2 separate regions of the Homo sapiens genome follow, and region 2 is linked to region 1. A link is a contact called in ENCODE Hi-C or POLR2A ChIA-PET data. All regions are on one chromosome and are shown on one strand. The core of a region is the stretch at or near the end of the contact, and the rest is flanking DNA. Distances in the headings are between cores, read along the strand shown.

Evidence for each region. Hi-C counts contacts between places; a loop is a spot of excess contacts on that map. ChIA-PET counts read pairs that join two places held with the same protein, here RNA polymerase II (POLR2A). Pooled maps may share reads with other maps.
Region 2: POLR2A ChIA-PET joins it to region 1 with 17 read pairs in MCF 10A. The contact joins the enhancer-like site here to the promoter of MME in region 1. A Hi-C loop is called at or near these places in 1 of 168 maps with a recorded cell type or tissue (Caco-2) and 2 of 50 pooled maps. POLR2A ChIA-PET finds 5 or more read pairs at or near these places in 1 of 52 experiments (MCF 10A).

Annotation. Positions count from the first base shown.
Region 1 is chr3:155,077,038-155,084,356 of GRCh38, reverse strand. MME (membrane metalloendopeptidase) reads right to left here and starts at 4,038. Exons shown (of 23, transcript NM_007289.4): 1 at 3,891-4,038; 2 at 30-199. The coding sequence starts at 189.
Region 2 is chr3:155,126,574-155,133,892 of GRCh38, reverse strand. All of the region lies in intron 8 of MME (membrane metalloendopeptidase), which reads right to left. Among named protein-coding and RNA genes, the nearest start is that of MME, 50 kb to the right of the region's middle. Within about 2 kb of position 2,537, at least 2 of the 41 ENCODE cell types and tissues checked have a DNase peak (open chromatin) inside an H3K27ac peak, as active enhancers do.

The DNA.
Region 1 (7,319 bases), core at 2,789-5,288:
ATGGATGCACAGGTGTGGGAGTAACTCACCATCGTAGGTTGCATAGAGTGCGATCATTGTCACAGCTATGATGGTGAGGAGCAGGACAAGGACCGAGAGGCTGATCTCCAGTGGAGTCCATCGCTGTTTCTTCTTTGGCTTTGGAGTGTTGATATCAGTTATATCCATCTGACTTTCTGACTTGCCCATCACCTAAAATCTGCAAAAAATGAAAATACTAATAATGAAAAACAAATAAATAAAAAAGAAAATGTCCAAATGCTTAATGTGGCTGGATAAAAGTAAAAGGCTCAGTTATTTTAAAATAGAAATACATTTTTGCTGTTGAGAAGTCAAAATTTTGTTGCTGAATGCAAAGTATATAGAGCCAAATGAATTTGACAGGTCTCAGTCACAACCTTTTGTTTTTTGTTGCTGTTGTTTTGTTTTGTTTTGCTTTGGTATATCACTGAAAATCTCAGCAAAATTAGACAGTAAGACTTGGTTAAATACTCAAGTAGGATTAATTCAGCAGTTTATAAGCAAATAATTGCTGTACCATCATTAAGAAAGTTTTAAACTCACCCTTTTGAACTCTGGACTAACATCAATGGTTAATTTTATATCTTGCTCCAGTGGCTTCCTTTATAAGCTCAAAAACCAGTGACTAATACCTTGAGGTTTTGACTAAGCAATAATTTGAAATATTAATATAGATAAACAGCAAAACGAATGAACACATGAAGTAGTTTATTTTAGTCATAAAAACAACCTTTATTTTTACAGTTCAAAATTACTACTACTACTGATACCAGTATCTATTAACTGGTTAGACAACATTCTGAAAATGGTCACTCACTGTACCAAAAGATACCTGAATATCCAACCTAACCACGCCCAATCCCATTTAAGAGGGGAGTAAGGGGGATAAGTAAACAAAATAGTACAAAAAGTTACCAAGTTGATACTTGTAGTCCTGTATAAAGCAGGGTATGCAAAAACATACCTGTATTCCTAAAATCTTTCACCTCAACTGGAGATGTGTTAAAAACTTTAAACCAAAAAGTGGACACTGCCACAGAATAGAATAAAGAATTAGGAAACTGGGGCACAGAGAAGTCAGGCAACGTGTTCAAGACTACACAACTCGTCAATATTCTTTGTAAAGAACACATTTGGTCACTGTTCAAAATAAAGCTGTATCATCATGCAGTAAAAGCGTACTGTAGAAATTTAGGGGGAAAATTAAGGGGATATAAGCCTAAATATTAAATTTCATCAGGGGCCTAGTGACACTTTATCAGCCAGTCTCCAAGGATTAGAACACACAATTTCCATTTTTCTGCATGACTGTATAAAAGAACATCTTAAACTAGCAGATTAGCTGTTTATAGCTCAATACAAATTGCTCTTAGAATTTGGTCCCAGGATGAAGTGGCGGCTCAGAAATGCTCTTATAGTTAAAGATCTTTGTTGAACACACACAATTCTCTAAGGGTGTGTTTTGTGGAAACTGAGGCATAGGAGAAAGAAGAAACATATTCTACATTTGAAGTATGGTCTGGGAGACCCAGCAGAAAACTAGAAATTAACCTTCCCAGTGAATTATTAATAAGCGAACCACAGCTAGACCTTAAAGTTCTGGATACAAAGTCTTAAACATGCTGTCCCCTTGATTACATGAGGCTATAAGCAAGGACAGACTATCAAATAAAAATATTTTATTACACAATGAAAACCGTGTCTGCTAAATAAAAGTGGAATGTAATGTACCTGAATGTTAAAATGTCTTACTTAATGGTTATGTAAGGCATGCTGGCTTAGTCTCACCACCCCTGGGGTTATGATATGGAATTGCATTGATTGTAGTCCTATTTTAATAGTGTATTGGTTGGGCAAAGGAAAGAGGGGAACAAATTTAATAATACTCTGGACACTTTACAGAGAGGTAAACAATAATAATTCTCCCAGTCTCCCCATGTTTCATGACTGTCCTAAAGAACACCTGAATGTTAAGCACATTTGCTAAAGTATTTCCCTTTCCTGAATATTGTTCCCCCCGCATATGTCAGAAGACAATGTAGAGAAATGTTTTACTGGTATAAAAGGACTTTTTTTTTTCTTAGTTCTTCCTTAGAAATGACAGTCAGTGTCCCTGTAAAGTAAAGCGAAGGGGTGAACCAGGGCAGCCTCAGGGTTAAATTACAGGTGCTCTGTGGAAACTCCATGCCTTGTGGTGTAGTAAAGCTAGTGGATAAGCATTTCTTTCTCCCTGTAAGTTACTTTCCCTTGGCTTCTCCTCCTTACCCTTGAGACTGGGTACTGAAGCAGCTGGGCTCTTAATGGGTCAGCACCCAAGTTTGCAGAAACAGTTACAGAGAAATGAAGACAGTGACAGAAGCTGCATCAAAACAATATAATCTTTGAATCACCTGCAAAGTCTTCCTCCATCTCCCCCTCTTGTAAATGCCCTGTAAATTCTTAAAGGAAGTCTTTTGCTCTTAGTAGCCTTTTTTCAAAAGCATTGAGCAAAAGCAGAAATGATGCAAGTTTAATCTCCTAATTAACTTTGTCGTTCATTTCCAGTTAATTCTGGAAGGTTCACAATTTTTCTTTAAGACATCAGGGGACAGTATCTGGAATCTCACTGTGGAACATATGACTAAACCCCAAATACCTGAATATCCAACTTAACCACACCCAATCCCATAGAGAAGAGTAAGGGGGACAAGTAAACAAAAGAATACAAAAAAAAAAAAAATACCAAGTTGAGGCTTATAGTCCCATATAAAGCAGGGTACGCAAAAACATACCTGTATTCTTAAAATATTTCACTTCAACTGAAGATGTGTTAAATAAAAAGTTTAAACGGAAAAGTGGACACTGCCACAGACGAGAATAGAGAATTAGGAGGTCTAAGATAACAAGAACCTGCAAACTTCAGCTCGACAATATTACCAACAGAATAAATTACTATTTTAAGTGTAAGCTTAATTTCAAAGCAATGTAAAGCAGCAATTCTTATACCAGTTGAGCATAAGCATTACTATATCAGACAGTCAAAGCAGGAAACCTGGATAACTGATTTGTTAAAAAGGAAATCTCATTGACTTACAGACTTAGACTTAGCTAAGCAGTTTTCATCTTCACTGCACATTATAACATTAACTTATATCTGCAGGTTCCTGAAGCTGTGCTATGCAATTACAGTTTGTTCTATGGAAACTGAGGCACAGGAAGAAGGAGAAACAGTTTCCATATTTAAACTGTGTCTGCAGAAGCTGAGGACAGAGGTACTCAGGATAAATCATCTTCTTGTTTCCCAGACATTAATTAGGTGTTTCCCAGCCTGAAATACGGAGTTCTGGACACGAAGTGCCAACCATATTACTCCCCTGGTTAGTGCTGCTCTACAACCAAAGACACAGGGTTAAGTCCAAGAAATTACCAGACAATTTTTTAAAGTGCTAGAACCCACAAAAATGGCAGGGGATGAAGCTACACGCCTTCATACAGTCGATTTGCCGACAAGCACTTTCCAAATGCTGACGCTGCAAGTCAGGTACTAGTTTTCAGTTTAATAAAATTGCCATTTGAATCATATATGGGGGAGGAATCGACTTGATCGAGAAGCTAAAGAGGGATATTTGGTTGCAATTACCCTTATTTTGAAACCAGACAAATAGACTGAAACCAGTTAAGAGGTCTTAAACTTTCATCTACAAAAGGACACACCAGCCCCGCACCGACCAACCCTTGTGAGATTTAAGCATTAATTATATAATAGGAAATCAGGTTAAAAGCAAGATGAAGAGGTGGGATAATGAAAAGATCTTCCGGTTAAGAAAAGTAAAAATAGAAAAGTGAGTTACAAATGAGAAAATCCGACAGAAACCAAAATGAAAACAAACCTTGCTTTTTAAAAAGAAGAAAAAAAAATCAGTGTCTGTACAGCAGAATGGCAAATTCCCAGCCCCCAAATCAGCCCCGGTGCAATCTGGTAGCGCGGATCTCGGTAACAAAACATAACTCCCCAAGGCAGAGGCCGCAGGGAACTATGGAAATGAACCTGAAGAGCCAACCTGACGTGACTTCCAGAGCCCTCCTCCAGGTCACCCTCTGGGCCCCTCTCCCTCCCCTCACTCTTCAGGTCCCAGTAGCGGCTCCTTCCCAGGGCACGCCTCCTCCACGGCCGCAGGGTCCTGGGCGCTCGGATCGCGCTGGACCTTAGCTGCGGACCCTGCTCAGCGCACCTCCCGGCAGCCGCTCCCCTCGGCTGGCTCTGCCCTCCCCGTGCCCGTCCCACGGGCTCCCAGCGCCCTGGGCGCTCGCGCCCTTTGGACCTTTCTCCCTCAGCTCGCTCTCCTGGGACTCACCAGTGGGATTCGGGAGAAGTTGGAGGCTGCTGAGCCGACACATCCCGACCAATGAGCGCACGGGGCCGGGTGGCAGTGGCGGGCTGAGAGCCCAGCCAAGCGCCTCTCAGTCCGTGCATCCGCCCAAGGCGCGCGGGCTCCAGGCTGAGGCCGGACTTGGGGGAGGTTCCGGACCCGCCTCCGCCCGGGCCGTGGGGCGACGAGGCACCTGGGCATCCCTCCGACCCGCACCCACAGAGACTCACCGTGACCCCTCAGCAGATCCCGCGCCAGGAGTTGGGCGGCTGCTCCAGCCTGCTCTCGGTCAAGCTTCGCCACTTGCACATCTCCGCGCCCCGCGCGTCTCGGCGCTCTCACGGCCCACCCCCCCCACCCCCTACCCCGCCTCGCCGCTGCAGGACCAGAGAGAGGAGCAGTTCCCTGGGTGACCTGAAGGTTTCCGCTAGGTCTCCCAAATCCAGTCACTTCATGTGAGGGGGCCGGGGAGACGGGGGGCGGGCGGTGGCAATGAAAATGTCCCATCCTCCCCACCCCCCATCTCACCATTCCCAAAAGGGCTTTGCTAAACATTTTTAGAATTGCTTAGCTTCGGGGCTTTCAAGAAAACAATACACGGGCTCTTCGGGATTCTCTAGTCCTGAGGGGGCTCCATCTCTCCCCTGTGGACCGGAGACTATAATGCTTGCCTCTTCTCACGCTCTTCTTTCGCTCTCTTTCCCGCTCCCTTTCCTCCCTGAATCCAAGCTTCCTTCCTTCTTCATTTAAATGTCCTCTCTCCCTCCCTCCTTCGTTTTCTTTTTTCTTACTCTCCCTCCCCGTTTCCTTCTTTCCTTCCTTGCTCCTGCTTTCTCCACCCCGCTTCCCTCTTTCTTCCCTTTCTTTTCCTTGGTCGAAGTACTCTCATGTCAAGATCTGAACTGAAACTCTCCGCTCCCACCTCCTGACTTCAGGGAATCTTAAAACGTGTGTACATCGGAGGTTGAGGGTGGGGAGTGAGAAAGAGAAAAATAAACTAAAGTGTGTCTGCTCTACCTACTGAAATCAGCCGTAATGCGCCTGGACCCTCACAGTTTAATGCAAGCAAGCAGCGTACCCCTTTCACTCAAGACACAGCGATTCCTCCTCAAAGGGGTAAATACAAACAAGGAAATAAATACTTTAGGCACAAAGGCAGTTTCTTTGTAAAAGCTACCTTTAGCAGCTATAATTGCCAAGGAGCTCAGAGGAACTAAACTTCCTTTTTTTTTTGCTTCCAGTGTACAAGTACCTTTAATACTGATCCCTTTCCTCTTTTGAATCACAGGTAATTACACACACACACACACACACACACACACACACATACACACACATATTCACACTCCACTGCGGAATTCATACTGAAATAAAACTGGGTTTGCAATTATCTGTTTTTAATATCAAAATGATTTGCTGCTTGAGAAGAGTCCCCTTGTGCTAAAAAATTTTCCATCTTTTTCATAGCAGAGAAAGCTGAAAAGCAAGGAGAAAAGGTAGTTCATCCTAATAAGTGGAATACAATGGAGAGACATTTCCCCAAAAAGCTAACCAATCTTTAAATAATTCGATTAATATAGAGGAAAAATGGAGTGTGTAGACCTAACAAGTGCTATTGACGTCTATTTACGCTTTCTCTGTGCATCTTACAGACACTATTTAGTCCTCACAACAATCCCGAAATATTGGTGTTTTCACTCCCACAAATAAGCATGCGGGGCTTGACTAGCGCCCTGGAAAGCATCTCAACTGGAATTTTTTTTTCCTACAGAGTCTCGTGCTGTCGCCCAGGCTGGAGTGCAGTGGTGTGATCTCTGCCTCCTGGGTTCAAGCGATTCTCCTGCCTCAGCCTCCTGAGCAACTGGAAATACAGGCACGCACCACCACACCGAGCTAATTTTGCTTGCGTGTGTGTGTGTGTGTGTGTGTGTGTGTGTGTGTACTTTTACTTTCGGGGTTTCTCCATATTGGCCAGGCTGGTCTCAAACTCCTGGCCTCAAGTGATCTACACACCTCGGTCTCCCAAAGTGCTGGAATTACAGGTGTTAGCAATCATGCCTGGCGGTGAGGACTCTTTTAAAGGAAAAAAAAGGATTTACTTAAAATGTATGACAAAAGAAAAAAAAAATGCCTACTTAGAGTTAATTTTAGACTCTGACTTTCAGCTGATAGTCGACAGTATGGATTGGTAACTGGTTTCCCAGAACAAATATTTTTTTCTTTTTCTCTTTTCTTTCTGTTTTTTGTTGTTGTTGCTGTTGTTCGTTTTTTTTTGTTTAGATGAGGGTCTGACTGTGTTGCCCAGGCTGGTCTCTAACTCTGGGCTCAAGCAATCCTTCAGCCTCAGCCTCTTAAGTAGCTTGGACTACCCACATCTCCCTTACAATATCTTGATTTCATTAAAGTTGATTAGAAACTTAGGGTTTTTGTTGTTGTTGTTTGTTTGTTTGTTTTTAAATCAAGAATGCTAAATCTCCTCCCAGAAGTTTGTGCAAGTTTGAGATAATTTTTTTAAGGGATCTTAAAGAGTCCCCAACTATTTACAGTAAGTAAATTTAGACAACTGAGGCTTACTGAGGTGGTCCAAGATCACTCAGTTTGGCCACTTATAGGAATGGAGGAGAAAGTAGCCCTCCTGGTGGCCATACATAAGTTATTAAGAATGGAATGCATTGGTTCTAGCAGTTTGCAGAATGGATCCTTAAAAACCACTGTGTGTGACACAAATGCTTGATGAATTTTTTTAAGTCCTTTAAAAATGCTATAGTGCATTTTTATATGCACCATTGAGCCAGCAGGCAAGTAAAAGAAAATCTTAGAAGCCAAAAACAAAGAGAGCTGTCAGAGGCATTTGGACCAGAGCAACTCCATCTTGAATAGGGGCCGGGTAAAATAAGGCTGAGACCTGCTGGGCTGAATTCCCAGGAGGTGAGACCTTCTTAGTCATAC
Region 2 (7,319 bases), core at 1,288-3,787, 51 kb before region 1:
TACTGACTATAAACAAAATGGTAGTTCGAATTTTCCAATATCAATCTACTGAGATATATCTCAGTAGATTGATATTGGAAAATTGATATTGGAAAATATATATATACCATATATATATACACACCATATATATACACATATATATATACACCATATATATGTATATATACACACCATATATATACACACACTATATATGTATGGTATATATATATATATATATATATATGGTGTGTGTATATATATGGTGTGTATATATACATATATATGGTGTATATACATATATATATATGGGATGCTTTTTGTTGATGAGGTGAGAAAACAATAACAGTAATCATCTTGGGCACTTTGTTGACTCAGCAAACTGATTCTGCTCCAGTCTCTTTATCCTTACCGATGTATTTAAAGACTATAGAACTTTGATATAAGGCAAGCACAAGAACTTTGGATGATGCTTCTAGTCTGCTAAACTGGTCAAGTTTCTCAGAAAACTGGAAGCATATAGTATCACTAGCTTCTGGGATGCTCGAGTATTTAATATAGCTACATGGAATATACCACTTCTTTTAATGAATTCCATTACCTGGTAACTACTCCAATGTAACTGATTAAAACATATGTCTTAGTATCATGACTATCTTTCCTGACTTCCAAATTTATCTGGTGTCAGAACTTAAGGTTACTGCCGTGCTAAATCCATTGTACGAGATGTGATTCTACCTTAAGGTTTTAATTTTCTTTATTATGATACTTCCAGATATGGAAAATGTGAAATGATGATAATTGTCATGATTTGGGAAGAAACTTTATACATATATATATATATATATTTTTTTTTTTTTTTTTTTTTTTTAGACGGGGTTTGCTCTTGTTGCCCAGGGTGGAGTGCAATGGTGCAATCTCGGCTCACTGCAACCTCCGCGTCCTGGGTTCAAGTGATTCTCCTGCCTTAGCTGGGATTATAGGCATGTGCCACCATGCCCGGCTAATTTTTTGTATTTAGTAGAGACGGGGTTTCACTACGTTGGTCAGGCTGGTCTTGAACTCCTGACCCCAGGTGATCCACCACCTCTGAGTCCCAAAGTGCTGGGAATACAAGCATGAGCCACCACGTCAGGCAAATCAACATGTATTTTAACACTTAAAAAGTAGATTGGCCAGGATACTTTTTAAACCCAAATTTAATTTTGTGTGTGTGTGACTGAGAGAGCAATTAGTTATTACAACAGAGGCCAGAGTCAGCTCTCATTTTTGACAGTCATAAGGTAGATTTCTTGAAGCTCTGAGATAGCAAATCAATGATTGTTTACGTGAAGAAGAATCCACCAAAACATTTATGTAGCTTTTCTTAAAAAAAAAATTGTAAGTCCTAGTACTCGTAACAGTAGTTTCAAAGGTGATCATCGGTTTTAAACAGTTAGATAAAATCCATATAATAGCAGTTTTGTGGGTTTTAAAATCACACACTACCAATGAGATGATATTTACTAACACCCAACACCATGGATAGTTACTCTAGTTAGGACTATCTTCATTTTGCAGAATCAGGTAATGATATTTATAAATTGGCTCTTTAGAAATGAGGCTCTTCCTGCCTGGAAAAAGCCTGATGTTTGTTAGATTTGCCAAAGAGGAAGAGAGCAAATGAATGCCATTTGACTACTGTCCTTCAAACTTTAATTTCATTCCTAATGAATGACAATCAAGACCCAGGGAGGAACAGAAAACTGTCCTGTCAGATTGATATCTGGGTAACCTAGCGAGCCAACTACCTATGGATCAGGGATTTTATTTCCAAAGATTCTGAGACACCTAGCTCTTACCAATGTTCTGCCTTCCCCATTCTAGGAAGAAACTCCACTTAATGTGGAGCATGAAGTGACTGAGGAGTCACAGAATTGTGTCATTCTTGGCCACTGATGTTGGGGAATATTTAATAATGCTACACAAGAAGTTTGCTGGGGGAACACAGAGGGAGACTAAGCAGGAAAGATTATTTCCTACCAAAAAAGCTTAGAAACATTTCTCAATTTAAGCAGCATGTCAGCTAGTGTGCAGTTGTTAGCAGAGAGACCTGCTTCCCTCCAACAGACTGCAAACATATAGTCACACAGCCATTTCTGGGCACTGGAAATAAAAAATAGCCCCCAGTGGAGCAGGACGCTAGAGCAGGAGGAACGTGGGACCTAAGAGGACCCAAACTTGGACCAGCATAGGGACTGTTTGGGGCTTTCATCAGGTTATCAATAAGAACCTGAAGATTTGTACAACTTCTTGCATAACTTCCAAGGTTTATTCCATGCTTGGGGGGCTGAATCTAGCTCTTTTTACAAACTGAGTTCAGTTGATCTCAAAAATTCTCTGTCATATTCACTAAATCTCATGTTTAAAAGCCCCCTTTTGTTTTCTTAAACACAGATTACTGAACTGAGTGAAACCTTCTGACTATTAGTCACTTGGTACCCAGAAAGGACAAAGTGAGGTCAGCAGTTTCCCTTGCAGGGCCTGTCTTATCATGTCATAGCTGTGTTATGCAGTGAGACAAGCTCCGCCACGTATCACTGAGGCACATATTGGCCGAGCAGTTTAAAGTACACAAACTGTTTCCCTATAATGATAGAGCCACCTACACAAGATTATCTTAGGTCTGCTCAGATTTCTCTATCTGACTTGCTGCCATCTGAGTCCATCGTTATCTTTCACATGAATTACCATGTGGCCTTCTCTGATCTTTCTGCTTCCATTAAAACACATTCTACAAACAACAGCCAGAGATGGTTTCAGCAAGCCAAATTGAATCACCCATGCCTTACCCCAGTCACTTATTATTCTATCACCTTGATTTATTTTCTTTATAACACTCACAATTTGTCTCATTTCCTTAAATTATTTACTTGGTTATTTATTGTCTATCTCTTCCCATTAGAACATGAGTTCCATGAGAACAAGGACCTTGTTTCCTTGGAATGTCTACTGCCTAGAAAAGTATCTGTCACATAGCATAAGCTCAATGAAGATCTGTTGAATTAAAAAAAAATGAAGTTAAATTGTAAATATATTAAGTTTCTCTCACTTCCTATTTCCTCGGAACTTCTATTCTTAGCTCAAGTCCTGAACAGTTTCTCTCAGCTTGTACATTGGGTAGGTGGACAAAGAAAATCCCCTCTTGTTTAATCCCAGTTCCAGCTTGCACCTGCTCATCTACAGGATAGCCAATCTCAGCTTGTGTTCTTTCCCAGGTACATATAATTTGGAGACTTCTCCTGGCTTTTCTGATCTAGGAGCACAGACTCTGGGTCATCGCTTTCTGGCTTCAGTCCATTGTGCCCATGTTCCAAGTCCTCTATCCTCATCCCTAAAATGTCTCTATTTTTATGAACCTCAGATTTTGTGAAGGCTCTACACTTCTTTATAACTCTGGCTTCTTCTCCCTAGCCATGCCCTGCAGCAGTATACCCTGTAGCTTCTACTCTCCAGTTCCTTTCCCGCCTCCTTATGCTCTCAAACTCTAGCCTGAGTGGTTTTCTTACTTTTCTTTTAGACCTGAAATGCTCTACTCAAAGAAATGTTTTGTGGATGTATAAATGCACAAGTAAAAATAAATCATAGTGGCTTTTGAAGTGTGTGTACATGTGAGGTGTTTCTGCACAGAGCCCTGTAATTGGCACACACAAAGTAGTCCTTAGAGTTGGAAACCACTAACCTCACTTATTGCTCCTTCTCAGGCAAACATCAGTACAGAGCATAAACATATCTATTATGTAATTATGCTCAAATATTTTGGATTCCTAATCTTCAGATTTCCTTATGAAGGACAACAAAGTAAGATAACAATTGCTCTTGAAAAGCTAAGAAGGTAGAGAAAGGGAAGCTTTGAGACCAATTCCAATTCACCCCCAATACAGAGTTCAGACTCTTCTGAAGGTGGGTGATTTCTTAAGAAAATTAAGGTCCTCATTTCTCTCAGTGAATCAATATAGAAGAACATTCTCACATGAGGTTGCTGGTTGGTTTCACTTACAAATTTTGTGAATGGGAATGGTTATGTTTATGGGCCATGTGTATCTTTCGTATTGTTTTCCTAGCATAGAAATTTGTACCTCTGTAAGGAATAGAATTGTCTTGAATCTCCCTACTTCTGTTCTTTGAGATAGCATTGTGTCATTAAGTAATCTCTTCAGATAATCAGAATACCTCAGAACTCAGGCTCCATCTCTTTAACAAAGATATAGCACAAGAAGCTCCTTGATGAGAACATCTTGAGAACAGTTTGTTAGGAAGAGCAGACACGGTGAATGTGGGCCCCTTTCTGAGATGATGCAACTGTTCTCTATCACTTTCCCTTTCTAGATTATAATAATAATCAAATATTACAATACAAAAATTCCATTATGAGGGTATCCAAAGCAAAAAAAAAATGACTTCTATAAAGTGAAATGATCTTCTTAGTAATTGTGGGGGCTATTTTCATAGTCGATAAGAAGTTTGGTTTTAAGATTATGGGAGATGATACCTCTGGATGACCTGGATATCCTGGAAGGAAGGATCAAAGAAGACCTGGGGAAACAGGCTGAGTTAATAATCTGATAAAGGAGACCTACGATTAGAGTACTTTTGACTGAAGAGGGAATGTGACCCTCTGTGATCCTCAGCCTCTGAGGCATATCTGCAGAAGGTAGACCCCACACTAAAGTTTTAAAATTATAGGCTAAAGCGACGGGCAAGGAAGCCAGACCTCTCTGGTCTAAGACCATCTTTCTTTGACAAAAAAAGTTGGTGACCCTATGCCAATTCTCAAAACTTCTCTTGATTATTTCCAATAAAATAATGTAAACTGCAAATGTATGATACCCATTGATTGTATAAATATACCTCAGGCAAACTGAGTTTAGCAAAGAAGTAACTGGGGATTGAAAAGAGAAAAGAGAACACAGAGTTTGTAAAATGCTAAAGAAATGTATGCTATTAGCTATTGATGCCCTAGAGCTCATGTTTCCCGGAATCAAGGGAAGGAAACAAGGAGGGCTTCCAAAAGATTGGGTTCTTCTTTCTTTTGTTTCCTCTCTTCCCTGCTATCTTCCCCCTCAATCATTCATTTGCTGATTCTGTAGTATTTAAGGGCCAGAAACTTTGGTAGGTATTAGAAAAAGAGCAAAGGGCAATGAGACACAGCATTGCTTCCACTTCATTTACAGTTTTATAGAAAAAAAAAGACATTAAATAAGAAGTATACAGAAACCTGGGTGCTAGGAAAACTATATTAGAGGAAAGAGTGTAGGCAGGTGGTGTGTGTGGGGGGCAAGTTCTAGGCAAAGGGAAAAGCATATATAAAAGCCTATAAGGGAGAAAATCATTGAAGGCCAATGATACACTGACATTAACATTCCTTCCAGATTTATAACTCCTCTACTGAAGGTAAACTTGTTATTCTACACTTCGCACCATTTTTTGTTCATGAAGCAATAAGACACAAGACAGAAATACTTAAGGTGGTTGACATCTTTCAAAGATAGCAGAGTAGTGGAAAAACTAGAATTTTGCCAGAAATGCAGGGGAAACTGAGGGATTGCAGGTGGTAGGGATTAGGAGAGAGTAGAAAATATCATGGGAAAAATAAGGGTAACATTGGAATTCTTACTGTAACTACACACGCTCTCACCCCCATGCCCAAAAGAATGGATTTAAAAAAAGGGAGAGGGTGCAGAAATATTCAGATAATTACCCATTTCTGGGATGACATGTAACTTTTATTTTTATGCAACTCCCTTCCACTGAAAGGAGATTGCTTACAGCTTGAAGCACTACCTTAAGAAGAATTCTGAGATCTCAGGTTAGCAGGAAAGAAGGATGTCACCAAAAGTACATAGTTATGGAAGAGGAGCAAGGCAGCAAGCATGCTGCGTGTTTGCTAGTCTGATTCAGATCGTTGAAGAGCACCTAATTAAGCTGAGAATAACTTCCGGGCTGTAAGTGCCAGTGCAGGTTAGTTTCTTCTATCATTTGCTCATTCAAAGAACTCTACTAGTATGAAGTACCAACTCTTAAGAAATTGTAATAATGTAGTAGAATGAAGAAGAGAGAAGGACCAAAGTTTGCCACTATACTACTGTTCTGCTGAGTGTTGACAGCAAACTTCTGAGACTCAGATTTCTCACTCATAAACTCTATAAACATATTACTGATTCTAGATTTGATCACCACTGTGTTATTTGATCACAAATACAGTATTCCCTAGATCAGTGGATGTAAACTGTGGCAGAGTATGCTAAATGACATTGGTATATGTACTCCTCATCTTTTAAATGATACGACCTTCCTCTCTGCCAACCAAGTTTTAACAAGACACAGACATGGCCACTGCTCAAGACTACATTTTCCTGCCTCCTTTATATTTAGTTGTGGCCACATGACAATGTTTTAAGCAACGGAATGTATGCAAGTTCTGCGCCATTTACATAAAGGTTAACTATTTGTCTACCACTTTCTCTCTTTTCTTCTTCCTGTGGCCTGACATGTGAATAGGGCACTGGTGAACCAACTTTGACCAAATAGACTAAGAAAAACACCAGAGGAGGTTGATGTTAGAGCAAAAAATCAAAGAAAGCCGGCTCCCAGACATTCCCATGGAGCAGAGCTTCCTGCCTCATCTGGATGGCCTGCCTACTTCCAGACTGGCATGACAGACAGAAGTAAACTTTTTCTTGTTTGAGCTACTGTATTTGTGTTTTTACTGCTGTGGCTTAGCCAAGACCAGACTAATATGCAAAATCAAGTGCCTACAGGAGCCGATAAGTCAATATAAATCGATGAATCATGTTGATGAGGACTGTTCAAAACTGTTCAAACCTGGAGAACAAATGCCCTTTCTTTTTTTTTTTTTTTTTTGAGATGGAGTTTCGCTCTTGTTGCCCAGGCTGGAGTCCAATGGCACGATCTTGGCTCACTGCAACCTTTATCTCCTGGGTTCAAGCGATTCTCCTGCCTCAGCCTCCCAAGTTCCCAAGTAGCTGGGATTACAGGCATGCAGAACCACGCCCGGCTAATTTTGTATTTTTAGTAGAGATGGGGTTTCTCCATGGTGGTCAGGCTGGTCTCGATCTCCCGACCTCAGGTGATCCACCCGCCTTGGCCTCCCAAAGTGCAGAGATTACAGGCATGAGCCACTGCGCCCAGCCAATAAATGCCCTTTCTAAAAGGAGCAACCACAACACCACTCTGGTCAATTGCTGCCATATAAGAATGCAAGCTAGGGGCTCAAATTCTACTGACTTACTAAGAAATCTGGATTCTCAAATGAAATCTTTCAATTTTGAAAAATA